3 separate regions of the Homo sapiens genome follow, and regions 1 and 2 are each linked to region 3. The links are chromatin contacts, found by Hi-C or POLR2A ChIA-PET in ENCODE. All regions are on one chromosome and are shown on one strand. Each heading gives the region's core, a stretch centred on a gene start or an enhancer-like site at or near the end of the contact. The rest is flanking DNA. Distances are from core to core; before and after follow the strand shown. Region 1 overlaps SNX29 (sorting nexin 29). Region 2 overlaps SNX29 (sorting nexin 29). Region 3 overlaps SNX29 (sorting nexin 29).

What was found. A loop is a pair of places that touch in the nucleus more often than their neighbours do. ChIA-PET counts read pairs that join two places held with the same protein, here RNA polymerase II (POLR2A). Pooled maps may share reads with other maps.
Region 1: a pooled map shows a loop between it and region 3 (7-fold over the local background). The contact joins two enhancer-like sites. A Hi-C loop is called at or near these places in 8 of 168 maps with a recorded cell type or tissue (Ramos, esophagus muscularis mucosa, heart left ventricle and 3 more) and 10 of 50 pooled maps. POLR2A ChIA-PET finds 5 or more read pairs at or near these places in 2 of 52 experiments (WTC11 and activated B cell).
Region 2: a pooled map shows a loop between it and region 3 (2.6-fold over the local background). The contact joins two enhancer-like sites. A Hi-C loop is called at or near these places in 3 of 168 maps with a recorded cell type or tissue (HepG2, heart left ventricle and sigmoid colon) and 3 of 50 pooled maps. POLR2A ChIA-PET finds 5 or more read pairs at or near these places in 2 of 52 experiments (HepG2 and activated naive CD4-positive, alpha-beta T cell).

Annotation. Positions count from the first base shown.
Region 1 is chr16:12,321,763-12,324,540 of GRCh38, reverse strand. The region is part of intron 15 of SNX29 (sorting nexin 29); the gene reads right to left. Among named protein-coding and RNA genes, the nearest start is that of SNX29-AS2, 49 kb to the left of the region's middle. Within about 2 kb of position 1,340, at least 4 of the 41 ENCODE cell types and tissues checked have a DNase peak (open chromatin) inside an H3K27ac peak, as active enhancers do.
Region 2 is chr16:12,290,889-12,293,588 of GRCh38, reverse strand. The region is part of intron 15 of SNX29 (sorting nexin 29); the gene reads right to left. Among named protein-coding and RNA genes, the nearest start is that of SNX29-AS2, 80 kb to the left of the region's middle. Within about 2 kb of position 1,433, at least 2 of the 41 ENCODE cell types and tissues checked have a DNase peak (open chromatin) inside an H3K27ac peak, as active enhancers do.
Region 3 is chr16:12,078,863-12,081,562 of GRCh38, reverse strand. SNX29 (sorting nexin 29) reads right to left here. Exons shown (of 21, transcript NM_032167.5): 11 at 2,648-2,700. It also overlaps the pseudogene RPS23P6. Among named protein-coding and RNA genes, the nearest start is that of SNX29, 100 kb to the right of the region's middle. Within about 2 kb of position 1,267, at least 8 of the 41 ENCODE cell types and tissues checked have a DNase peak (open chromatin) inside an H3K27ac peak, as active enhancers do.

The sequences.
Region 1 (2,778 bases), core at 91-2,590, 240 kb before region 3:
AACACTTTGGGAGGCTGAGGCAGAGGATCGCCTGAGCCCAGGAATTTGAGAACAGCCTGGGCAACATGGCCTGACTCCATCTCCACAAACAAACAAACAAACAAAAAACAGATGCCAGCACTGAAATGCCAAGAGCATTTCCACAGGGCGAGAATCAGCTGGAGAGGAGAAAGGTCATCCTGTTTGGACACTCCTGTCTTCCTCCCAGTCCTCCTGGGACTTCATGCCTCATTATACCACTGGCCTGGAACTTGCTGGCATCCAAGTTGCCTCTGCAGCACCGAGAGACCAGTGGTGATGGGCTGCTCAGTTTTCTGAGGCTCCAAGGATGCTGTCCTCAATGTAAACTCATGGGACCCCCCCAAAAGCCCATGGAATGACCCCCAAAAATGCCTAGAACAGGTCCCAGTCTCATGTGAAAGTTTATAATCACATGAGGAAACAAACCCCAGCACACTGCGATGGTCCAATCTGGGTCTCTGCAGACTGGCTGGATCTCAGGCCCCATGGATAAATTGAGGGAGTACGTCATATTCTTCTCTAGGATCAGTTTGATCACAGAACACTTACAATCAATCTCTATATTTTCAAATTGAAAATATTCCTTAAAAAGTCTGGAACAGTTTAAACAACAACTTAAACCAGTAATAATAAAAGTTAGTACTTAACAACTGCATGTCATACATGAAGACATTTGAAAATACTGCTCCATCTAGTCCCAACATCTCTGGGAGGGAGGTCCACATCACAGATGAAGAAGACGAGGCACAGGGAAGGGATAAAAATGGCACTCAAACTCCAGGCCACCTGGCTTCAGTGCCCACACCCTTAATCACCCCACCAGTGTCTCCCCAAGCATGGAACTCGGAAACCAAGATGGTTTTCTGTGGTGCCTGGATACGACAGTGAACAATGCTGGATGCCAGACAAAGCTTTTCCCTTTCTCATGCCTTCTCAGTCTTTCAAGTCGAGGCTCATCTGCCTTTGCCTGCTAACCTTTGTTCACCATTTTTTTTTTTTTTTAAAACCTCTAGGCAGACTACAGTGGCTGACTAGACACTAACCTACTGTTTTGTATTCATCATGGTACTTTTGAAGTTATTTTTCTATTGATGGCAAATGATGCTCGTTTTCTTTACAAATGAGTTTACTTTAGGTAAAAAGTGAGAGAAAATTTAAAGAAAATATTAAATCAGTAGTGGTGGGCAGACAGCACAACTCACGACTGGAGAAAAGGAATGACTCAAAGTAACGACATTAAAATGCCACAGCACAGAAATGACTCTAGTGACTCCAGTGACCACATCCTGACAGTGGTCCCCGGTGACTCCAGTGACCACATCCTGACAGTGGTCCCCGGTGACTCCAGTGACTCCAGTGACCACATCCTGACAGTGGTCCCCAGTGACTCCAGTGACCACATCCTGACAGTGGTCCCCGGTGACTCCAGTGACCGCATCCTGACAGTGGTCCCCGGTGACTCCAGTGACCGCATCCTGACAGTGGTCCCCAGTGACTCCAGTGACCGCATCCTGACAGTGGTCCCCGGTGACTCCAGTGACCGCATCCTGACAGTGGTCCCCGGTGACTCCAGTGACCGCATCCTGACAGTGGTCCCCGGTGACTCCAGTGACCGCATCCTGACAGTGGTCCCCAGTGACTCCAGTGACCGCATCCTGACAGTGGTCCCCTAGTGACCGCATCCTGACAGTGGTCATCAGTGATTCCAGTGACCATATCCTGACAGTGGCCCCCTACTGACTGCATCCTGACGGTGGTCCCCCAGTAACTCCAGTGACTGCATCCTGACGGTGGTCTCCAGTGACCAAGTCCTGACGGTGGTCCCCAGCGACCGCGTCCTAATGGTAGTCCCCAGTGACTGCATCCTAATAGAGGTCTCCAGCACAGGATGCTTGAGATGATCCCCAAGTTACCCAAAGGAGTATTAGAACTCCACCTTAGTTTCTATTCATCATCTTTAATAAGTTCCTGATTTTTGTTTTGTATATTATAAAGAATCTATGTACACTACAAACAAACAAATGTATATTGCAGTAACCCACAATTCTTTTTAACAATTGGATATGTGATCAGAGAAGTTTCTCAAATCCAGGACTAGACTCTGTACTTTACATGGGACAGAATCCCAAGAGAACTGTCATGAACACTAGGTGCTGGAGTCCAGGGTCCCCTCCCTGCCCTCTCTTGCGATAGCCCCTGATTTCCACCAGAGACCCTATGCAGTTCTGGGCAAGCTGACTCCTCGCCCAGCTCCAGCGTGGAACACAGGATGTAGGTTAGGCCACTCAGGGAGTTCTCCCCACTCCCATCACTAGCGTGACTGGCCTTATGGGTTCTACCCTAGGTCCCCTGCTTAGGACGCAGGGACAAGCATTTGTTCTCAACCTGCAGGTAGGGAGAAGCCTGGCACTGTTGGAGCCATTTTTCCTCCAGTGAAGGGAACCAGGTAGGACTGTGTCACGCAGACACAGGACCGGGACCCCGACGACAGCCTGAACCTCCTCTGGAATCCCCCCTTACCTGGACTTCACCATCACGTGAACCACGACAGGTGCTTTGATGTTTGAGTCAGCCAGAATCGGGGCCCTAACTAACACAAATCCCAAAGCTCATCCACGCTGGGCCACCTCCCTGGCACAGCTGTGATATCCCCGGCTCTCTGTCTTCCCCACCCCACCAAGGAAGTCCCATCAGGACCTGTGCTCTTTGAGTGGGTGGTAGCATGTGTTTGTCCTCTGAGAACTAGATCTATGACTC
Region 2 (2,700 bases), core at 184-2,683, 210 kb before region 3:
GAAGCTACAAAACCTCAAAGTCATTCCAAGTCCAATTTCAAGTCTCTTTCAGGCTTTAGAAACGTCTTCCACCAGAAGACAGTCATAAAATGTGTCAGGAAACAGAAACGATGAGCTTAACCTCTACCGCAGGCTGGCTAATCTTCGGAAACAAACACACTGTCTGAACAGCAGGAAAGCAGGATCACAGTCACTGCTGTTATCAGAACTGGGTCCAGACGTCAGCTCTGCCACTTGCTGACTATGCAACTCGGGATATTCTACTCAACCTTTCTGAGCCTCAGCATCCACCACCGCCTACCTTGCAAGGTTGTCGTGAAGATTAAATGACACGATGCATATGATGGGGTCAGGCGTGGTGACTCACACCTATAACCCCAGCACTTTCGGAGGCCAAGGTGGGAGGATCACTTGAGGCCAGGAGTTCAAGACTGGCCTGGCCAACATAGCAAGACCGCATCTCTTTGAAAATATATGTATAGTAATAAAAAGATGTATATGATGCCCCTGCAATGTTTGACACATAGTACATGCTTATTAAATGGTGTCAATTATATTAATTTAGATTTAAATAATTTGTCTATTCATTATTCATTCATTAATAAGAGTGAACTACTCTGGTGAAAATTTTGATTTATTCTACATAAGAAAGTTCCTCAGCTGGACGTTAGCAAAAATTCTTCTGTAAGAACTTAAACAAGGTTAGTAAAATCTCTGATCCTTACAAGCTTAACTAACACTAGAGCCACTGTGCCTTGTATCAGCCTCACAGAGGAAGAGAACAGGGAGGCAACAGAAGGTTTTAGATCCTTCAAATTAAACAAACAAGAATATCACACTATTAGAAGCAAAGTCCTAAGTCTCACTATTACATATCGGGGGATGTTTCTAAAATGGCGGGGCACCTGGAGTCAACGCTTTTTACAAGATGTCTTCCAAGCCAAACTGCTACAAGCCATTCAAGCTGAAAGTCTTCTGGCAGTGCCCCTTACAATCAACTAGAAGAGCACCTTTAAGAAACAGAAGCCTCTCAGCACCACTGACCTGACAAAACTCTATCTTCCTCAATGGGTCTGAAATGACTGGCTGGGGACTTAAGAGGAAATTCCTATCCAAAGGCCAAGAGCGGCCACGGGAGGAAGGTGCAGCTCTCCACATGCACCTGTGTTAGGGAGAATCAAGACACAGAAAAAACGAGGAAAAGGGAGAACTTTCCAATCCTACCACTTTCAGAAAAAGAAACATTAATTGTAGCATCTGAAACCTAAAAGACTCTCTCTAGTAGGAATGACAAACAGTGCTAAAAAAGGAACTATGGAGGCGTCTTGCCTCTGTCTCACTCTACGGTCTATCAGTCAGTTGCCACCTGACACGCCCAGGTGGCCAAACCTTCGCACCTGCTGTTCCTGCCATCTGGACTGCCCTTCCCCACCCTGTCTCACTGGCAAGGTCCTATTCTACCTGCAAAGCCCAGCTTCGAAATGAACATTTCTGCACTATCTTGTCTAATACACCCCAAACCACAACCCCTCCACCAGCAGATCTGACAGCGCCAATTTCCCTCTTCTTTTGATTCACTGATTGCTTGCTGCTAAAAATTACTGTTTTATGACGCTAACTCTACTAGTAGGCTGTGAGCACCCGAAGGCAAGGGAGAGGGCTGATTCTTCAATATATCCACTGATCTGGCTCTCACTCACTCTTCACTCACTCATCCATTCATTCATGCACTGAGCACTGAAGTGAACCTTGGTTTTCTGCCACCATGGCATCCGCTTCCCCTAGCAACAGTCCCAGTTTTCATCTGGGGATCCATCCCTCTCCCCAATCTCCCTTCTCCATGTCTCAATGGAGCTCTTCCCTGTCTTAGCACAAGCCAGATCCTGTGATCAGCTGAAAAGAGAGAATGGAACCTAAGTTAACTCTACAGAGTAAACATAAGGTTTTTGACAAGAATGGAGAGACTCTTGCTGTTTCCTATGAATGTGAACCTGGAAGAAAAACTATGTGCCCAGGGGTGATCACAGCCATCTGTGACCCTGAGGAGGAAAACCTACTGATATGGTTTGCCTTTGTCCCCACCCAAATCTCACCTTGAATTGTAGCTCCCACAATTCCCACGTGTCGTGGGAGAGACCCAGTGGGAGGTAACTGAATGATGGGGGCGGGTCTTTCCCGTGCTGTTCTCGTGACAGTGAGCAAGTCTCACGAGATCTGACAGTTGTATAAGGGGCTGCACAAGCTCTTTCTCTTTGCTGCCACCATCCATGTTAGACATGACTTGCTCCTCCTTGCCTTCTGCCATGATTGTGAGGTCTCCCCAGCCATGTGGAACTGTGAGTCCATTAAGCCTCTTTTTCTTCCCGGTCTTGGGCATGTCTTTATCAGCACCGTGACAATGGACTAATAACAGCTACCAAAAATGATGTCAACCCAGAAAGGGAAGAGGAAAGCACTAAAGAGAGAGAAACAGGAGCCTCGTAACACAGCTCAAGTATCAAGCATTTGCCACAGCTAAAGCCAGACTTTTCCTGAGGCCAAAGGATTACCTTCCTCGAGATTACCACGACAGGCTCGACTCAGTGGTAAATAACAAGCTGAATAGATACCATTCAATTCTTGCTCTTAAAAAGTCTATAGTGGATCCAGCAACACAACAGAGAAACTCTCCTCCAAGCAGTGACTCAGGGATCCAGGTCA
Region 3 (2,700 bases), core at 18-2,517:
GTAGCTGGGATTACAGACATCTGCCACCACGCCTGGCTACAGAACTTCATTGTTGTCCTCAACTGAAGTCAAGCAGTCATCACTGAGTACAGAAGCTGTGATTTCTTGGTCAGTGGGGCCATAAAGAGCATCCTGATGGCAGGATGTGGCTGTTTGGTTTCAATCCCTACTTTTCCGGCACAATTCCCTTTTGGAGAAGCACTTCCAAAAGGGCTAGGTGCGGGGACTGCACCCAAATGGGCTTTCCTGCACTGCTGATCACCCCACTTCTGGTCTTGCTGGTGGTTACAGAGCTTCCCAGCAGTATGAAGACTGAGATACTTGCCACAGGCCGGGGCCAAAAAGAAGCAGCACTCATCTCTCTTTTGAACAACAAGAGTGGGTATCAATCGGAACCCAGGGCAGGCAACCACGCCAGGCACACTTAGTAATAGTTTCCTTCCACTGTCTTCATTTTACAGCGACCTGCTGGTTTCGTTAACTCATAGTGACTCTCCATTTACAGTAGTGAGATAAAGCTTCCTTTTTCAAAAAATAAAGGAATTCAATTTGTTTAAGTGCATCATTAAAAGTAAACTACAGTCTGGGCACGGTGGCTCACACCTGTAATCCCAGCACTTTGGGAGGCTGAGACCGGCAGATCATGAGGTCAGGAGTTCAAGACCAGCCCGGCCAACATGGCGAAACCCCATCTCTACTAAAAATACAAAAATTAGCCGGGCGTGGGCCTGTAATCCCAGCTACTTGGGAGGCTGACGCAGGAGAATCGCTTGAACCCAGGAGGTGGAGGTTGCAGTAAGCTGAGATCGTGCCATTGCACTCCAGCCTGGGAGACAAGAGCAAGACTCTGTCTCAAAAAAAAAAAAAAAAGTAAACTGTAGTAGGCCGGGCACGGTGGCTCATGCCTGTCATCCCAGCGCTTTGGAAGGCTGAGGCGGGTGGATCGCTTGATCCTAGGAGTTCAAGACCAGCCTGGACAGCATGGTGAGACCTCAACTCTACAAAAAAATAAATAAATAAAAATGAATAATAAAGTAAACTATAGGGTAAGTAACAGTACTGTGGTAAACAAAAGATTGACAGGTGAAAAGCAGCCAGCTACATACTCACCCACCCTGTGTCCCATGGACTGAGTGATCTATTAACACCTGCTCAGCGGAGTTCAGGGCTGAGCAGCGCCACAGTAAACCACACATGCTCACATACAAAAAGTGCGGCCAGCCGTTCCCACGCAGCAGCCTTACGGTGTCTGCTCACTTCCTGCTTCACCCTTGAATCAAAGAATGCTGGGTGCCTCCCAAACTCTTTCTTCCTTCCTTAGCAACAAAAACTAATTTCCTTTTTATCAAGAACAATTGCCCCCTCTGCAGCCAAGGGGGACCATGACATGAATGCTGGCCCAAGACACGAGTGGTATACTGTAAGCACCTTCTAGTGAAGGTCGGGGGAGCTTCAACGTTTTTGTACCAAGAGCCCATTTTGTAATCTAGGAATAACCATGGGCTCCTATTCAGGAAAATGTATTAAAATATATAAAACATACCATATCACAAAGGAAACCAATTACATCAAAATAGAATGATCATGATTGAAGAAAATACTATATTTCACCCAGAGCTAAATGAAAAACATTGTAATTTTTTTCCCTATCCAAGCTCAGGCCCCTGAATCCTATATGTAGAAATAGACGAAGTCTCTCTGCTCTCTCCTCCTTCCTGCCGCCTGGAATGAGAATGAAATGGCTGGAGCTAAAATGGCTATTTTGGTCTACAAGGCAAGACAGGAGGAGTCCCGGTCTCTGATGGCCGTGGAGCCACATACCAGCCCCAGCCCATCTACCTCTGGATAGAGAGAAATTTCCATCACATCTCCTTAACCACCGGAACTTCAAGAAGAGTAGGTCTGAATGGCTTTGTGTACAAAAAATAAACCAACTGTTGGTTTACATAGTGTCTGCTCACTTCCTGCTTCACCCTTGAATCAGAAAATGCTAGGTGCCTCCCAAACGCCTTCTTCCTTCCTTAGCAACAAAAGCTAATTTTTTTTTTTAATTGGGAACAAGTGCCCCCTCTGCCTCCAGGGGAGGCCATGGGACAAATGCTGGCTCAAGCCACCAGTGAGATACCAGGAGCACCCGTCAGTTTACATAACAGTTGGTTTATTCTTTGTTATACAAAGCCATTCAAACCTAGTCTTCCTTGCTATATCTCTAATACTTTTTCTAGGTAGTAAAGTTGGAAACAGTTGAAGCCTGATCATTAGCAAAGTTTAATCATCTTGGAGAGACATATTCTTCTTCACTTACAAAAATGAGTCCTTCAGAGTTACAAAGGAAATCCAACTAGAATAGGTCCTCTGTAGCTAACTGCATTATGGGAGGCAAACCCCAAAACCTGGAACCACAGAAGTCTACGGCAAGGCTGCTCCATCCTGAGGCACGCCCTTTAGCGCGCACACGCCCAAGCGCCACGCATTAACCACGGTTCTGGATATCCACAAGCACGTACCACACCTCCAGTCTACAACCAGGGACGTACACACCTGACGTGAACCCACAGTCACAGGGTTAGAAGCACAAAGGCACCGCCATGAGACGTGGGCCAGAAGTCATCCCAGAGCTGGTGGAGGGGGCTGCGAAAGTACTTACTAATTGTCATGGACTCTGGCACTGAGGCAGAAGGTAACAGGCTGCTCAGAGGA